Linked DNA regions of Homo sapiens: region 2 is linked to region 1. The links are chromatin contacts, found by Hi-C or POLR2A ChIA-PET in ENCODE. All regions are on one chromosome and are shown on one strand. Each heading gives the region's core, a stretch centred on a gene start or an enhancer-like site at or near the end of the contact. The rest is flanking DNA. Distances are from core to core; before and after follow the strand shown.

Region 1 (5,404 bases), core at 2,030-4,529:
AAACAGAAAAAAAGAGGGCTATTTCTGCAAGTTAAAAAATTAAATGGAAAAACAACCCCAAAATTGCTCTAAGGAGGTTTTGCCTTCAATAGCAAAACATGTTTTGCCTCAATTGTGATTTCTTTGTTCGGGAGCCAAGGTGGCAATTAAGCTGGCACAAGGAGCAGGAGCCATTTATTTAATATGATGACAGCGTAGCCCTTTGTAAATCCTGGAACAATGAGGGCCCACACACAGGCTCATTCCAAGTTCTAGTTCCTTCTCTTCCCTGTTGCTCAGTGTGAATTCTCATAGCCACAAAGGAAGGGGAAGATTTTCAATCCTGTCACATCCTCCCCCATTTAAACCATTTATAGTCTTAACTTATAAGATATGAGTAAGAAATCTTCTTTAAACATTTTGCAGAGCTGATCATCAAATCTAACAAACTGGTGGTTTTGAAATCTCCTTTGCTCCAAAGACATTCCATTAACCTCTGTGTCCTCTGTTGTGTCATTGTGCTGAGAAGAGCAAGTTAAAAATCCAGTCTTAATTGGGGCTTGGTGGTAGGATTATTTTTATCTTATAGATTTATTTCAATATTCATTTTAGGAAGAAAGAAGACCTTAGGAAGGTCTAATTCTCATCAGTTCTGGCATAAGCTGAGTTAGGGATCTCAGAATTTAAAGAAACGACGCCCTTAATAATGGCATCTGAAGAAGCAAGTGTACCATGCTGTGACAATTACAAGATACTACATCAGTTCCCATCCTCTACTAGGCTCTTTTAGGATGGAGACTCTGTCTGGTTCACTGCTTTATCTCTATAATTTACAATAGTACTCAGAAAATAGAAGGCGCTCAGTATGTAGCAATTATTGCCTGACTGGCTGTCTCTGTAAGCATTACAGGGAATGTACAACCAAAATGTATAAAGTGTAACATGACACCAAAGTTCATAAATTAAATGTTATCAAAATAGATTGTTTTTATAAATGAAGAAAATTAATCAGAAGATATCTTTTTAGAATATAACAACCTCTAACACCCAGTCTACAAATATACCCATCATCAAACTTCTGGCAAATGTTCAAAGTAAATAAACACCTATCATGACTTAAATACCTGGCTTTATACTTCAACAGTGTTCATATGAGTAAAAACATTTTTGCTTAAGTTGTCTACCAGTTTATAATATGGGAAGGAATTCCCCATGGGATACTATCTCCTCCCCCTTTATATAGGGAATACAAGTTTGGCTAAATACTTTATCATAATTGTGCAGAAAGCACATGGCCTTATAAAAGGGCAATCACATATATTATCAATGGGATTGATACTATTATCAATGGTTTCCTAAAAGCAGCCTCTCCATTTTGCAAGTCTATCAACTTATAGTTCTTTACCTTCCCTTCAGCTGAATCTACTCACTTCAGGCTCAGCCTGAGTTCCTGAAAGAATCCTGCCAGGGTGGGACCCATTATAAGGATTTTAATTGCATCTAGGTCATGACACTCAGATCTGGATCTAGGGGTGACTGCTGGCTTCTGCATGATCTACTCTTCTTCTCAGGCTGCCCATTCCCTGAGATCTACTTCATGGACACTAGATCCTGTGCCTGATGTTCAAATTAGGATGGCCTCATACCACAATGTTTTGTTGCCCCTTCTAGCTTTGGATCTCCTGTAACCCCAAATAGCCTAATCTATGCCGGGCCCTCTTATGCCCTTTTGATACTATTTCTCAAATGACTCACAAGACCAGCCTCTAAGGTCAAGCTAGTTCTCCCAGGTCTCTTCTAGTATCCTAGTGCTATTTTTTTCTCTGCCAAGTTCTGATTTCTTTTCCAGTCCCTGTTGCTAAAATCCTACTGAATCCCTCACAGCCACCCAAATCCTGGCAAGGTATGATTTTACCATCTTAAGTTCATTTTCAGGGCTGAGCGTATAATAATGACTGGTCATGCAGCACCCAGTGATCACACTGTACAGAGAGTACAGACATTGGGATGGAGGAAGGGCAAAAAGAGGCCCTTGATACTGAAACATATTTTCAGAGAGTAATATAATTGGTGAATTCTCATATGCTGTGAGGATCAAATTGATGAACCATTTTAGCACTCCCACAAGAATTCTGCTCCCTCATTTCTGCACAGAATTTCATCTTATGAAAAAGTTCCACAATTGTTAACATACTATAGCATCTCTTCATGCCAAGTAGTTTTGTATTTTAAGAATTACAAAATGCACTCATCAAATAATTTTGGCACATAATATATATTTCTAAATTCCAGAACAAATCTCTCTCTTGAAATTCTATTTAAAATACAACCTGGGCTTGTACACCATCCAGTATGATAGAAAAACATATAATCAATTCATAGAAGACCAACACCTGCCCTACAGGTGCTAGAATTTGACATCTTGTTGAAATTAGATTGAAATTTAGTATACAGTATGTAAGAAAAAAGGCAGACTACAATATTTCCTGCTAGTGGACATCATTCAGGCCTCAGAGATGAAATGTGCAAAACTCTTCTAGAAATACTAATCAACTGAAACAAGCCGCCTCCAAAACAGTAATGTGGTCAGTCTGCATGCTGCCAGGTAATTTACAATCCATGACAAGCAGAGCCAAGTGAAAGTTATTTACATTTATTCTACTGGTAGAATAGAAGAGATGAGAGTGAAAAGGATCTGCTGAATCAGATCATGTTTGACTGAGGAGTGACAGGGAAGTTTTCTTCAATTAATAGCCAGCTGCATAATTTGAGCTAATGCCAGCTGGACTTTCATCATGAAACGACACAGAAATAAATTATTCTGTACTCAGGTGCTGGCATAGTGAAGTGAATTAATCCACTTAAATCTGGAGGAGGGAGAGAGAAAGTAGATTACACTATCTGAATTTTTTGAGCCTGTTTTAGCCACACTTTAAGGATACTGAGGTTCATGATAATTATTAAAATGTCCAAGTGGATCCATTTAGACTCAAATACTTGCTTGAATGAACAAATTCTTAGAAGGGAGGAACCAGAGTAGAAATGGCTTTATCAAGGTCATGGTGGTTTCTTTCACCAATTAGTGAAATTCATATTCAACTCAGAAGGTCAGGGGGAAGTGGGCAAAAAGAGTCTTATTAAGAACAACTTTATAGGGGAATTCTTGAGGGGGTAAAAAGGTGACTACAAAGATATAAAGGAATCCAGGACAGGTTTAGAGAGGTCAACTGCCTGCTGGTTCATTCAGAAAAGATTAACAGACCCAGCTGCTGGGACTTTTCTGGCTAGGCATCCTTCCCAGTGGTCACAAGTCAATGTGTCTCCTGGCTGCTTGGCTATGTTCCCATCCGTCTGGATGGAAGAGCGCCCACCCCTACACGCCAGAACTTTTCCTTAGGGGAAAGTTACTGAGGTTCCACGTCAGGCAAACTTTGCTCACCCATCACTTCAAGTAAACAACTCTTCTATGGAGATTTCTTAGAGAAAAAATGCACTTGAAAGCATCTAACCAAAGCAATGAAGGTGGAAAAAACAAGTTATGTGGGAATCTGAGTATAGAATATACAGACATAAAATAAGCTCTCCAAATGAGGAAGCAGTCACAGCTTGACCTCTGAATTGTTTGCTGTTTGTTCCTTCAATATTCAAACTGTAGCCCTGGAAATACAAACACAAACTTCTAAACACTCACAGGCCTGTGGCAACAAAATGCTACATGCCAGCTTCACAACTGGGGCATGCAGACCATAAATCCTGTAGTGGCAGGAGGGGAGGTGTGGAAATAGACTGTCATCATTCTGCAGCAAGGAAAACTAGGTACAAGGAAAAGGCAACTGGCAACACATTCCTGGATTCTCTCATTCATTGAAGAAGGAACTCAGGGATTGAATTACCCAATTGACGCTAGTTCTACCCATGCCAGAGGGCAAAAGTTCCAAGACTGCCACAGGCCATGGTTGCTTGGAATTTAGGCAGAGGTGCTTGGTCCTTAGAGTGTAGCAGAGAGAAGTTCTGGAAAAGGAGCTCCTCATCGAGTCTGGTAATGAGCACTTCTATTCTGACATGGATTTCAGAGGACTCAGGGGACAACGTGCCCAGAATTTAACCCTTTTAATCAGTCAGCATGAGAGATAAATCTAATTTAGCTATATGAGACTGATGAGAAACAGTCTTTGCCGTCTATAACACAAAAGGAAAAGGACAAAATAAGAAGCCCATTACTTTTAGTTAACATTCAGAGCAACAAATAAATTCCTACAATCACATAGCACCTGGTTCCATCAATGGTTGGTTAGTCTGGGAGATTCTAAGCTATTAGCTGGAAGCTCTCTCCACAGTGAGTAGTGGGGAGAAGGGGAGAAGCGAGCTGTTAGCTGAATTAGCAAGTGTTTTTACAAATGTCATATGTAGTGTCAATGTGTGTCCTAAATGTAACACCCTGCCAATTCATCAATTTATAGACAGAACATAGGCACAATTTCTAGATATGAGATTGCATGACAGTGTTTCTCAAGGATTAGTTTATTTCTTTCAACACACCCTTTTTGATACGAACTGCTTTATTTTCTAGCACTCACTACATCTCACTCAAATGTGTGGATGGCAACAGAAAATTTTGATCATTACTCAGAGTACTGATTTTATACATTATCATCTTTAACCTTACAGTCTTCTGAGGTTAAAATCCAATTACATAAAAAGCAAAAGAACCTCAGAGGTAAAGAGACCAGCCAAAATATAACTATGCCCTAGTTTTACCCCTGTATTTTTATTATTTTGTGGGGTAACTTTTATTTGCCAGTCTTCCTTAAAATTGTAACTTCTTTGAAGATGGGAACTCCATATTATTCATCTTTTCATCTTCAGTGCCTAGAACAGTGCCTGGAACCTGGTAGGCAGTCAGAAATGTGAGAAGTAGATGCAGGCCATGCAGCCAGTCAGCAACAGTGCTGGGTTTTCAATGCAGAAATGTCTGATTCCAAGACCACTCACGTAAAAAAAAAAATGTTGCAGTTTATCAGTGATGTTTGGCAAAAGAATGGATGTTGATATTAGTTTACCCAGTTTCATTCTAGGTAGTTCACAACCAGGAGCTTCTCAAGAAATACTTGTTTACAGAATTCATGAATCCAAATTAGCTCTGTTTCCCAAAACCATAGATAACTGGAAACTAAAAATTGGATAAAAGTCAGCTTCAACAGAAGAAAAAAGAGTTTGTATTAAATATGAATGAGCATTTACTTTGTTAAATGATATGTGGGCTTTTCACCTAGATTACAGGAAAATTACTCTAGCATCAATTTTTACTTTGAACTTTGAAGAACTTTGAAGAGCTATATTGAGTAAAACCCAAAGTGCTCTCCGCATGAAAAATTCTAGTTTGCCCCTACTGTAAAAATTCACAATATAAATATAATCATGAGGG
Region 2 (5,259 bases), core at 2,307-4,806, 40 kb after region 1:
GGATGTAACTTATGTGAAAACATATGGCATGCAGAGGAGTGCTCAACAGTGTTGATCTCTTCCATGAAGTATATGATAGTTATACAAGAGATTTTGGCATGTCATTGTCAACATTCTAATAAATTCTTCTTTTATTTTTTTGAGACAGGGTCTTTCTGTCTTGCCCAGGCTGGAGTGCAGTGGCATGATCATGGCTTATCGTAGCCTCAACCTTCTGAATTCAAGAGACACTCCCACCTTAGCCTCCCTGAGTAACTGGGACCACAGGCATGAACCACCATGCCCAGCTACCTTTAAAAAAATAGAGAGAGAGACAGGGTCTCACTATGTTGTTCAGGCTGGTCTCTAATAAATTGTTATTACCAATGTGCTATGAGATTTTCTTTAATAGCCTACTTCTTAACATGAAGTGGGTAAATATCTGCTGTAATAGTTTTCAAAAGTGGTAAAAACTCAAAGAGCTTTCAGAAGGTCACACAAAACATTAACACTCCAGAAGCTGAATTAGAAACCTGGAGTGCTTTTTTTAAATTATTTTTTTTTAGTTTATTTATGTTTCCAGCCAATAGCCTGATTATGTAGACTCTAGATTATCTATCCTTGAAATCATATATGGAGAGATATATATGTATAAATTTTACACAACATAATCCCTAGTTGTAATATATTGTCTTGGGTATGTTTATAGGCTGGTACTTCTCAAACAACTGGAAACGTCACCTAATAGTCCATCAAGTTATAAGCAGTTGCAGCAGTTATGGCTTGGAGACATTTTTGAGCTATTGCAAAAATGTGGATAATGCTATAGCTAGACAGAGTATTAATGAGCATTAACGTTTGTGGGATATGATTGAAAGAGGAGAGAAAAGGATGAGGGATTTTTTTAAAAAGGAACATTCGACCTATGGCAATAAAAAACTGGTTGTTTAGTTTTTTTGGGTTCTTCTTTGCATCTCAGAATTTGAAACTATTTTCAATTTTCCTTTACTTGCCTATTTTTCTCTGAACCCAAATACCTCAACATTAGTGTAAGTAACTCAGTAATAGTCAACTAAAAGGAAGAAGCAAAAAGGAGTGGAAAGTGAAGAATTTAAAAGAAGCTAAAACATCATACATTGTTAGTAAATAATTTTCATATGATGAGGAATAATTTCTTATTTTTTTCCTTTTGTAAGATTTCTAAGACCTCCCTGGCTTATGCCACTCAGTCCTTTGAAGATGTAACCTCACAGCGATTTAAAGTGCACAAACTATTTTACTACAGCAGAAAGGCTGCTAGGACTAAAGACTATTTTTCATTTCCATAAGTTGTAAGCACATTGATATTACTAATAACAACTTTGCTCCTCTATCATAGCATACTTAATCGAATTATTTTTAAAAACACTAAAACATAAACATTTGTAATTTCATTTTTAAATTCCAAGGTATTACTAGAAAAAATTAAGGGGCATACAGCTGATGGCAACAAAAGACAGTAAAATAGAAAGCCAAGAGAAAAGTTTTATGTTTAATAGGATCGATATCTCATATAATGGAAAATCTTTGCTACACTATATCTAAACCTGAATTTCTGCCTTAAACAATGGCTGACTTTAACATTGAGCCCTAGGGATTTGTGAACGAGATGAGTTTGTATAATTATGAGCTCCATCTAAACTTTATTGGTCCTAAGTGTTTACAAGTAAATTGTATTTGGCCCCAACAGGAATTCAGAATTAAGCTGGCAGTCTGGTATTTATATTTTAGAATTTCTGGGTTGTTCTGTAACCCAGAGGAAGAGATGTTAAAGAAGCAAGGTCAGCTATTACCTGCAATTTCACTGGAAGACAAGCAGACACTGCAATAATTTTAAGTTAACTAAAAGGAGCAAAGCTCCATTATCTTACATGAGACTTGATACGTCATTTCCTTCAACGTATACATAGTCATCAAACTCAATATTGCTCCCACCCCCTAAAATTCTAATAAAATATAATGTATTGGTCAGAACACATACTCTGGAAAATGCACTTCTGGATTGAGTTTCTGTAATTTCAATGTATGAAGAGGAGAAAACCTTAAAAGATGAAACTCTATGAGGCTAGATAGGAAGGATTATCTTTTCATTAGAAGGCAGGCCATTCTGACTTTCTCTGAATACGTATTCATTATATTAGTAGATTTAAACACATATACATGCAAATTATGAACACATATATGAATATATTATCAATATACTGATTTATATCTTGCTTCATTCCATAAAGGATTTAGATCAAAACAGAATAAAACAGTATGAGTTAGTTTATGAATTGAATGCTTGGTCTATAGAGGAACAATCAAACAAATAACTTTCTAGACTAAACCTTTTAGAAATTGATACCTGGAAAAGGACAGTCTAATGAAAGAATTTAGGGTCCTAGAAGAAGGAAAAAGATGCCTCCATGTTGAGTGAAAGTGCCACAGTCACCTCATTTTGCCTCTTCACTGGAGTTACCTCTCAGCATCACAAAGACAGTTTAAAACATTTAGATGTCCTACCTTTAAAAATTAAACCCTAAGCACCAAATAAGCAAATCATTAATCACCTTCCACAATCATTAATCCCAAATCTTCCTCTGGTGTCCTCAGAGGGGCCCTCCATGGCAGCATTCCACAGCCTCTCCTAGCCAGGGCCTTTAGCTTCTATCTTCCACTGTCCTTTTAGCCATGTGAATCCATCATTAAAAGGATGCAAAGGTATTTAAATAAAATGCCCTCCTAAATTGTTTAGCTATGAAATTCAATTGCATTCAACATAGCCTTGATGTTTCTGGCATGAAATTATAGTATTTTTACAAATAAGATTATAAAAAGTTGTTATATATCTTTTAAGTCAGGCAAAAAGCTGAACATGTTAGTCACACTGTGTTAGGTCATTCATGTTAGACCCTGGCATGTGATTCCAGGTCATAATGCTTCTAAAGGTCCTCTTAACTGCTGCTACATGAAATTTAAATTCCTAGAAAGCTGACTTGCATTTCCCTTCTTTCAACCATGCCATACTTGTTCCTGAATGCCAGGCTATCTCTCCATTCTAACAACTAGCCAGAAGGAAAAATAAGAAGAGCTATATAGTACTTATCTATCCAGTGAGGCAAACCCTTATCTTTGTTTGGCTTGGCAGTAAAAAGACTGAAAAGTGTAATGGAAAGAAGCCTTCGCAATAAAATCCTCCAGCTAATATTTCTAATGTAGCTTCAAAGAAGAAACACACATTCTTCATACCACTCTTTTAGCACGGAAGGGGTAGTGTTCTATTAAACCAAGTAATAGGACCACTTATTAACTTTAACTCATAACTGATAAAGAGTGAATTTGTAATACTATTGCTCAATAATCAACACACCAGCCCTAGGGCAGGTGGATGAGAGTACAAGTAGGAACTCTGTGCACAGGCTTCTATTTCAATTACTACTTCTGGTAAAATTTGAAGACTACCCTAGACCTCCTGTGTCTCAGCTTTTTCTCATTCTTGCTTCTCAAAAAGCAGGACAGAAAGAGGACCAGCACATGCCAAGTCCCGCCTCTCCAAAGGGTACAGAGCCTTTCTAGAGATGAGCTAGGGCTCGTGAAACCAAAGCACATATGTCTTTTACAATGTTTATTATTCCTTAGCACTGGCCTGTTGCCAACTTCTGATCGGTCCCTTCACGAAGAAAAGGCTCTAAATGTGAGAATGAGGATAGGGGGAGTCTTTGGAGATGAAAAGAGCAATTTGGCGAGACCTTTATTCTAAGCACGATAATTCACGAGCCTGAAATCTCACCCTATAGGGGCTCTTACAGTAGGACAAAGGGAAAGAGGGTTTTCTGTCAACAAACCCCTACAATCTCTTACTGCAGTACTGGAAGGGGAGGCTATAAATAAGAGGAAAACAACAACCATTGAGAAAGTCAAGAACCAAGCACAAAATTAATTAGGTCACCTGGAAAAAAACCACCACCTTCTTCCTTTGAGTCCAACATCATATTAATGAATCCCTGCAAGGGGCCCAGGAAGAGTAGGAGTTATACAGAGCATTAACATTCTACATTGGCTTAGTTTGGCCACAACAACAACAACAGATTGGTACGACATGCAGTGAAGCAGATGAAGGGTTACCTAACTCCAGGCACAAAAGAAAACCAACAGGACTCTCAACTTCTCCATACAGCTTTCAAACATATGTATTACAGATCTAGAGGAGCATGAATAAGCAAATTTGCATTCTTTCCAAAACTTCAGAGTTGAATAGCTTATTTCTTTCCAGTCAAAAGTATAGGTGAGGCTAATGCAATAAAAATAAAAAGTGCTTATAATTGCAGGCATTCAAAGAGTACATGGATCCTATGTATTACAACATAAACAAATGGGCTTAAACAGCAGAACTTAGGTAGAACAAAAACTGTTGCTTTGTAGCAAGGTACACTTGATAGAAAGGAGACTGGTAATTTCCCCTCCCAAGCAAATCTTAAGAGGTATAAAATGAACTCTGAAGAAAAGCCTAAGGCATAGAAGAAAAATAATTGACAAATGCCTACTACGTGCCAGGAACTGTTTCCAGGATCTTTTAATCTCAAGATTAAAGACTATTGATGTAAATTTGTCTGTAAGAATAATGAGGACCTTATTGCTGATGCCTGACCCTCACCAACAGAACAAGCAAGGCAATGGCACCAAGGCTCCCCCTGACTAGGAAACTCTGGTGATGCAGTTGGAAGTGGGCCACCGAGGTTTGCAGGCATGTCACCCAAGCATTCTAGAGACTGGGGATAGTAGCTCTGGTCAGCAAAAAAGGTAGATACGCCACAGCATCGACTCTGGATGGATCTGGTGTTGTTAGAAAATAAGCACCTGCCTAGAGTGGGAGAGGATGCCTCCCATCCTTCTCTGCAATGGATTTTTTAGCTGAAAGCCGAAAACTCTGTAACAAACCAGCAGGTGATTTTGGTGGTACCTTAAGCTCTCAGGGAGCTTTCATTTGAGACATTGTCATAAAAGCAGCTGGAAAGCCCTCCGAAACCTATATTTAGGTATCTATTATTCATCCAGAGTCCAGCCAGAACATTTACCTGAAAGATATACTTTCAAAATCAGACAAACTGCATTTCCAAAACAACCCATGTTAGCAGACACTAAGCCTTAACATGTGCCTTTATTATGCATTCACAAAGTTTCTGCTATGAAAGTCAGAATCCAGCTGACCCTAAAGGTATGGCAAAAACAAGCAATTTTAAAATAATGACCTTTTGCTCT

The links. Hi-C counts contacts between places; a loop is a spot of excess contacts on that map. ChIA-PET counts read pairs that join two places held with the same protein, here RNA polymerase II (POLR2A). Pooled maps may share reads with other maps.
Region 2: a map of gastrocnemius medialis shows a loop between it and region 1 (4-fold over the local background). The contact joins two enhancer-like sites. A Hi-C loop is called at or near these places in 9 of 168 maps with a recorded cell type or tissue (IMR-90, PC-3, colonic mucosa and 5 more), 1 of 37 single-sample maps with no recorded cell type and 5 of 50 pooled maps. POLR2A ChIA-PET finds 5 or more read pairs at or near these places in 6 of 52 experiments (A549, HEK293, MCF 10A and 3 more).

The regions. Positions count from the first base shown.
Region 1 is chr5:59,540,377-59,545,780 of GRCh38, forward strand. The region is part of intron 1 of PDE4D (phosphodiesterase 4D); the gene reads right to left. Among named protein-coding and RNA genes, the nearest start is that of MIR582, 160 kb to the right of the region's middle. Within about 2 kb of position 3,280, at least 16 of the 41 ENCODE cell types and tissues checked have a DNase peak (open chromatin) inside an H3K27ac peak, as active enhancers do; they include dorsolateral prefrontal cortex and gastrocnemius medialis, where a contact is called at or near this core.
Region 2 is chr5:59,580,344-59,585,602 of GRCh38, forward strand. All of the region lies in intron 1 of PDE4D (phosphodiesterase 4D), which reads right to left. Among named protein-coding and RNA genes, the nearest start is that of MIR582, 120 kb to the right of the region's middle. Within about 2 kb of position 3,557, at least 4 of the 41 ENCODE cell types and tissues checked have a DNase peak (open chromatin) inside an H3K27ac peak, as active enhancers do; they include dorsolateral prefrontal cortex and gastrocnemius medialis, where a contact is called at or near this core.